Regions from separate parts of the Homo sapiens genome. Here region 1 is linked to region 2. The links are chromatin contacts, found by Hi-C in ENCODE. All regions are on one chromosome and are shown on one strand. Each heading gives the region's core, a stretch centred on a gene start or an enhancer-like site at or near the end of the contact. The rest is flanking DNA. Distances are from core to core; before and after follow the strand shown.

Region 1 (3,230 bases), core at 489-2,988, 840 kb after region 2:
TGGGGCTACAGGCGCCCGCCACCACACCTGGCTAATTTTTTTTTTTTTTTTTTTTTTTTTTTGGTATTTTTAGTAGAGACGGGGTTTCACCGTGTTAGCCAGGACTGCATTTGTTTTTTAAAAAATCTTTTTCCTAATTATATAAGTAAGGATGTTTACTGTAGAATGTTTGGAAAGGAAACAAAATAAAAATCACCTACTATCATCCAATCTGCAATAAGTCATAGTTAAGGTTTTGACATAGTTTTATTTTTAATATATATGTTTATATAAAAGAGTGCATGCAGCACATGGAGTTTGGTATTGGATTTCTCCCATTTTCAGAGGCTATTTCTGCAAATTCTCTAAAACTGTGGCTGAAAATATTTTCAATGTTGAATGTCTTTTATAAGAAATAGGATCCTAGATAAGTTCCCTTCAGATCGTATGGGGCTGGTGGGAATTCTGCCAAGGGTCACATAAGAGGCAGGACCGTGACATCCTCTTTATGATCACCCTTGTGCCTAGCCTTAAAGGAGTATCAGCAAATGTTGGTTGACTTCATAGATTAAAAGGCTCATTTTTCCCATCTACAAAAAGTATGAAACATCCTCCTCCTCCCTTTCCTAGGAGGCCAGAAAGCTGAACGAGAGATTAAATACTCAGTTAAAACAATTTAGGTGGTTAGTGTATCTTTTCCCTCTCCTTCAAAAAGATATTAACATTTCCATTTTAGTAGCTGTAATGTTTAGAATATACATACATTTTACTTGAAAGCTGCCTCATAGTCTATTTTGGTTTTGGATTTTCTTTTTTTTTTCGTTTTTCTTGAGACAGAGTTTCGCTCTTGTCTCCCAGGCTGGAGTGCAATGGTGCAATCTCAACTCACTGCAACCTCCACCTCCCAGGTTCAAGCAATTCTCCTGCCTCAGGCTCCCAAGTAACTGGGATTACAGGCGCCCGCCACCACGCCCAGCTAATTTTTGTATTTTTAGTACAGACAGGGTTTCACCATGTTGGTCAGGCTGGGTCTTGAAGTCCTGACCTCAGATGGTCCATCTGCCTTGGCCTCCCAAAGTGCTGAGATAACAGGTGTGAGCCACCGCTCCCGGCCTCATAGTCTATTTTAGAAGTTGACAGGCTATAAATAACAAGCAGACAAATTAATGAAGAACATCTGTCTTTCTGCCTATCCCGAAACACGTTGATCAGTGGGGGGTCGAGGGAAGGGTAGGAGTATGGAGAAGAGACCCGCGGAGAAGAGGGGAGAATCTACAACGGATAATGTTGTAGATATTTACAACATTTACTCAATGGTAGGTATTTTTATCCTCGTTTTACTAGTTGGAGAATTATATCATGCAGGTTTATACAATTAACAAGTGGGGGAGCCAGGAGAGAACCCATTCACTCTTTAGTTCATTCATTCATTCAGTCAGTCAACACATCTTTGGGTGTCTTCTAAATGCCAGGCACTATTCTAACCCCTAAGGATACTTCAGTAAACAAAACAGTCCCAAATTCTTCCCCTATGGAGCTTTCTCGGCGAAGGCGGGATTGGTTAGGAGCTGACAATCGGCAGCAGACGATTGTAAATGACCGGACCTTTTTTCTATTCTCCTGCCCAGCCCCCGGCCCGGCCTCCGCCTCCGGCCCTGCTCCAGCCCCGCCAGCGGCCCAGGACCCGCCCCTGGCTCCGGCCCCGCCCCTGGCTCCGCCCCCGCCCCCGCGCCGGCGGCGGCGCGGCGCCCGCGCTTCCGTATCGCTCCTCGTAGGCCGGGGCTCGGCGCGCGCACCCGCACTAAAGACGCTTCTTCCCGGCGGGTAGGAATCCCGCCGGCGAGCCGAACAGTTCCCCGAGCGCAGCCCGCGGACCACCACCCGGCCGCACGGGCCGCTTTTGTCCCCCGCCCGCCGCTTCTGTCCGAGAGGCCGCCCGCGAGGCGCATCCTGACCGCGAGCGTCGGGTCCCAGAGCCGGGCGCGGCTGGGGCCCGAGGCTAGCATCTCTCGGGAGCCGCAAGGCGAGAGCTGCAAAGGTAACGCAGCGTGGCGGGGTCGCGGGAGCGGAGCGCGTGGCCAGCTGACTGGAGGGAAAACGCCGCCTCCCTGCAGCGGTTCCCGGAATCCCCTCCGGTTCCCTCTCGCTCTCCCCGACTCCTCCTCCTCCTCCTGCCCTCCCTCTGCGTCTTGAGTATGCGGCTAGTGCGCCCTTCCTCTCTCCCGGGGCCGCACCTGCGACCCCAGGACCCCTCCCGGGCCCTGTCCTGCGCCCTCCACGCGTCGCCCCTGCTGGGAGTCCGCTTTCGTTGCACCCCTCCGCGTCCCACCCCACCCCACCAAGGATGCCCAGGATACCGGGCATTTGCCACTGCAAGATGTGAGTCGTTGCTAAGTTTGAGGGTCACATTCCTCCAGGTCCACCCCGCCTTGCAAAACCGGCTCACCAGCTGGGTGCTCAGGTTCGGGATCTCCAGCCCGCCCCCTTGAGGTCCCCTGGGATTAGCCCCCCTCGACCTGCGTCAGGGTCACAGACTGCAGCCGGGGCTGGAGCGGCCTACACCCCTCCGGATCCGCTGCGTGGAGGCAGGAGGGGGAAGGGGCGAGGGGACGTGGCCGCGGAGACAGAAGGGTGCACCCTCCCAGGGTCGGAGAGGGGAGATACTGGGAAGATACTCCGCGAATATGGAGAGGCGATCGGCACTTGCATTTCAACCCTGAGCAAATCAATCCGTTACACGCAGTAGCGAGTTGACTCCATCAGCCCGTTTATTTGGTTAGCGATGGTTATATTGACTCTGAGTATTCCCACCTCCTTTCTTTTAACATTTTTTTTTTTATTTCCTTGTTTTGTTTAGCAAGAAGTCTTAGAAACGAATATAGCATGCTTGGGCGTTGATTCAGTGGTGAGAAGTGCCGGAGCTGGCTCAGGGAGAGGTGGAGTTTCCCATGTGTGCTCACTGGCCCAGGGGCTAAGTCCCACTGCTTGCCAAGGTTTCTCAGTATCCTGTCCACCCACCCCCTATCCACCTGTGCAGGCTTGAGGGGGTGAGGGGGTAGCAGATACTCTATCAAAATCTACCCTAAGGAAAATATTCGATAAACACTCCTAGCAATTAGGGCATAGCTGATAAGGCTTGATCTGTTTGTCGCAGAAAATGACTTGAACTTGTAAGTTCTATTGTTCATAAAGTTGTTTTCCACAATTTTAGATAATCAAAAATGTACATGACTCATTTTTCTTACCTATTA
Region 2 (2,845 bases), core at 147-2,646:
AATAGCCTCTAGTAATACTTAATGAATTCGGAAATAAATAACTCTATGCTAACTAAGTATCATCTTCCTAGCTGTGACTAGCAAGTACAGGTATAGGTATCAAAGTTTAAAAACAGGCCAGGTGTGGTGGCTCATACCTATACTCCCAGCCCTTTGAGAAGACAAGGTGGGAAGATTGCTTGAGACTGGGAGTTCGAGGGCAGCCTGGACAACATAGTGAGATTCCATCTCTACAAAAAGTAAAAAAAAAAAAAAAAACATAGCTGGGCATGGTGTTGTGCACCTACAATCTCAGCTACTTGGGAGGCTGAGGTGGGAGGACAGCTTAAGCCCAGAAGTTCAAGGCTGCAGTGAGCTATGATAGTGCCACTGCACTTCAGCCTGGGCAACAGAGCAAGACCCTGTCGTTTAAAAAAAAAAATGAGGACAAAAATTGGAAGTTGAAGATATTTTGGCCATTAATTTAATCGTTTATTTAACCTGGGAGAAAAACTGCCACTGTTTTATTTTAGAGCAATGCTTCCACATGGCAACACGTTCAATTGCGTTTTTCCCAAACCATGTTACTTTCCAAACGATTACAAGTAGTCGCGAAGGGTGGTCACACTTTACAAAAAGTGTAATTAAATTATAGAGTCGGCTACATCTCAGTCACTGGCCCATTCCTGGTCAACTGACAAGTAGCTGTGGTGGCTTCTAGTAGCTTGTTACAAGTCATCAAGTCAGTATGAGTGTTGGGGGATGGAAGCTATTGAAAACGGTGCTGACGGCCCAAGGAGTAGCAAACTGTCTCATGAACCGTCCTGAGCCGACTCAGTAAGGACTCAATAGAGAAGGACACTTCATTTACTTCCCTGACAACTGCAATAAAGAGGTTTTAGAGCTCGCTGAGGGATGCTGCCTGGGCAAGGGAAATAAATGTGTTGTAACATGAAACGGTCCCAATCAAGCAAGTCGGGGCCCTCTCGCTGTCGCCGACAGTCCAGAGCAAGGAAGTACACAGCAGTCCTGAACCTCAGTTTTCTGCAAACCAGAGGCTTGCCACTGAGCCTATGTGACCCGAAAGCTGCAGAAAGGAGAGGCTGTGCCCGGCACACGGAGGCCGCCTCGCCAGCCTGTGCTCCCGACCCTGCGCCTGCCGCCCCGGACTCACCTGGCCCGGGGCCCTGCGGGTCCTTCAGCTGAGCCTTGAACCGCACGCCCGTGAGCTCTTCTTTGCGGGCGCGCTTGGCTGCACCCGCGGAGGAAGCCGCGCCGTCCTGGCCGCCCGAGGCCTTCCTCTTGGGGACCCCCATGGCCGAGAGGGCGGAAGCGCGACGGAAACGACACACCTGAGGGGACCCGGCAGGAGCACTGGCACAGACAGCAGACACGCGCTTCAGGCCCACATGGCGCAGGAAGAGGCGGGGCTGGCGGAAGAGGCGGGGCTGGCGGAAGAGGCGGGGCTCGGGGAAAGGCCGGCGGAAGGGGCCGACCCGCGCGAGGCTGGGACCGGCGGAAGGGGCGTGGCCTGCAGAAGGGGCGGGGCGATAGGGATCCAGAGTCTTGGGGATCCAGAGTCTTGGGGCTCCATGTGAGTTTGCTGTACCGGTTGTCCCGGTCACGGCATGGGGCGAGCGGACACTCCACGACACCCCCCGCCCCCGGCTGCAGGGTTTGGGGTCCACCGGGGCGCATTTCTGATCCCAGTGGCTCTTCGGGTGCTCTTGGCCGGAAGAACTCCCAGACCTTTCACTCCTGGCCTGGCCGATCCACGAAGACTCGGGCCCCGGCGCGTCCAAGCAGCACAATGAGTAGTTCTTGACCCGAGGTCGCCCTGAAGGTGTCGCATGAAGAGCTTGCTTCACACACAACAGGATTCGATACTTTGCCAATTCAAGGCCCTGGTGGCTGGCCGGGAAGGTGGATTCGCCTTGGCTAGGTGCCAGGCAGGTCCGCCTGTGCGGGTGCCCCTGACTTCGACCCCTAGCTTATGTCACAGCCCGAACCAGATCGACTGGTCTGGTAGCAGCCTGTCACTCCAGACTGTCCTCCACCCCAGACTTCCGCAAACTGATGGGCTCTTTGCGCCGTGCAGGGTGGGAGGAGAAGACCAAACGAAGTAACGTCTGTAAAACCCCTTCCTGGACAGCGTAAGGCCTCCACATCTAAGTTCCTGTCATTAAAATGGAGACAGCAAAGCCGACCCTATCCAGTCCTTGGGACTGTTATGAACAGAAAATGATGCAATGTATGAAAAACTGCTTTGAGGAGAAAAACAACACAGTGTGTTTTTGGAAGATGTGATTGATTTGTAAACCGCATTAAATGCTCTGAAATAAAATGAAAGTAAAAATAAGTAAAAACAGGCTGGTACATATTTTAATACGACTTCATCGATACTTAGGTATGTGTCCAAATAAATCATGAACCAGCGCATTAGATAAGTAACTTGGTGATTACTGAAATTCTCCATCAGGTTGTCCTCTAGTCTAAGAAAATTGTGTTTCATATTCTGTAAGCAGATGTGTTTTGAACATCTGAGGATGTGGGCTTTTGTGGCCTGTTGGGGTCTCAGAGTTTCTAGTAGAAAAAGCACGTGTGTTGACGCTGAGCCTCTGTCCCGACAAGATGATTGTGCCTGTGGAGATGTCTATGTTGTAGGCAGGTCAGAGAGAGGGTGTCACCCCTAGCAGATATGAGCTAATGCAGCAATGTTAAGAGAGGGGAATATGCTCAAAAAGTCATCTGTAAAAGGCAACACTCATTAGTGAATACAGACTTAATTCTGACTGATTATCCACACTGGTCCTCTTCTTTGGTTAATCGCTAACCACCAACTTTGTTTTCTGCCATGGTGGTCCCA

Evidence for each region. Hi-C counts contacts between places; a loop is a spot of excess contacts on that map. Pooled maps may share reads with other maps.
Region 1: a pooled map shows a loop between it and region 2 (4-fold over the local background). The contact joins the promoter of IFNAR2-IL10RB here to the promoter of URB1 in region 2. A Hi-C loop is called at or near these places in 1 of 168 maps with a recorded cell type or tissue (breast epithelium) and 4 of 50 pooled maps.

Annotation. Positions count from the first base shown.
Region 1 is chr21:33,228,200-33,231,429 of GRCh38, forward strand. It overlaps IFNAR2-IL10RB (IFNAR2-IL10RB readthrough), which reads left to right and starts at 1,739. Exons shown (of 13, transcript NM_001414505.1): 1 at 1,739-2,017. It overlaps IFNAR2 (interferon alpha and beta receptor subunit 2), which reads left to right and starts at 1,739. Exons shown (of 9, transcript NM_001289125.3): 1 at 1,739-2,017. RefSeq lists silencers at 1,556-2,015, 2,076-2,135, 2,156-2,205.
Region 2 is chr21:32,391,616-32,394,460 of GRCh38, forward strand. URB1 (URB1 ribosome biogenesis factor) reads right to left here and starts at 1,397. Exons shown (of 39, transcript NM_014825.3): 1 at 1,154-1,397. The coding sequence starts at 1,295. It overlaps URB1-AS1 (URB1 antisense RNA 1 (head to head)), which reads left to right and starts at 1,518. Exons shown (of 1, transcript NR_026845.1): 1 at 1,518-2,345. RefSeq lists enhancers at 663-1,445, 1,305-1,599, 1,446-2,227, 1,750-1,999.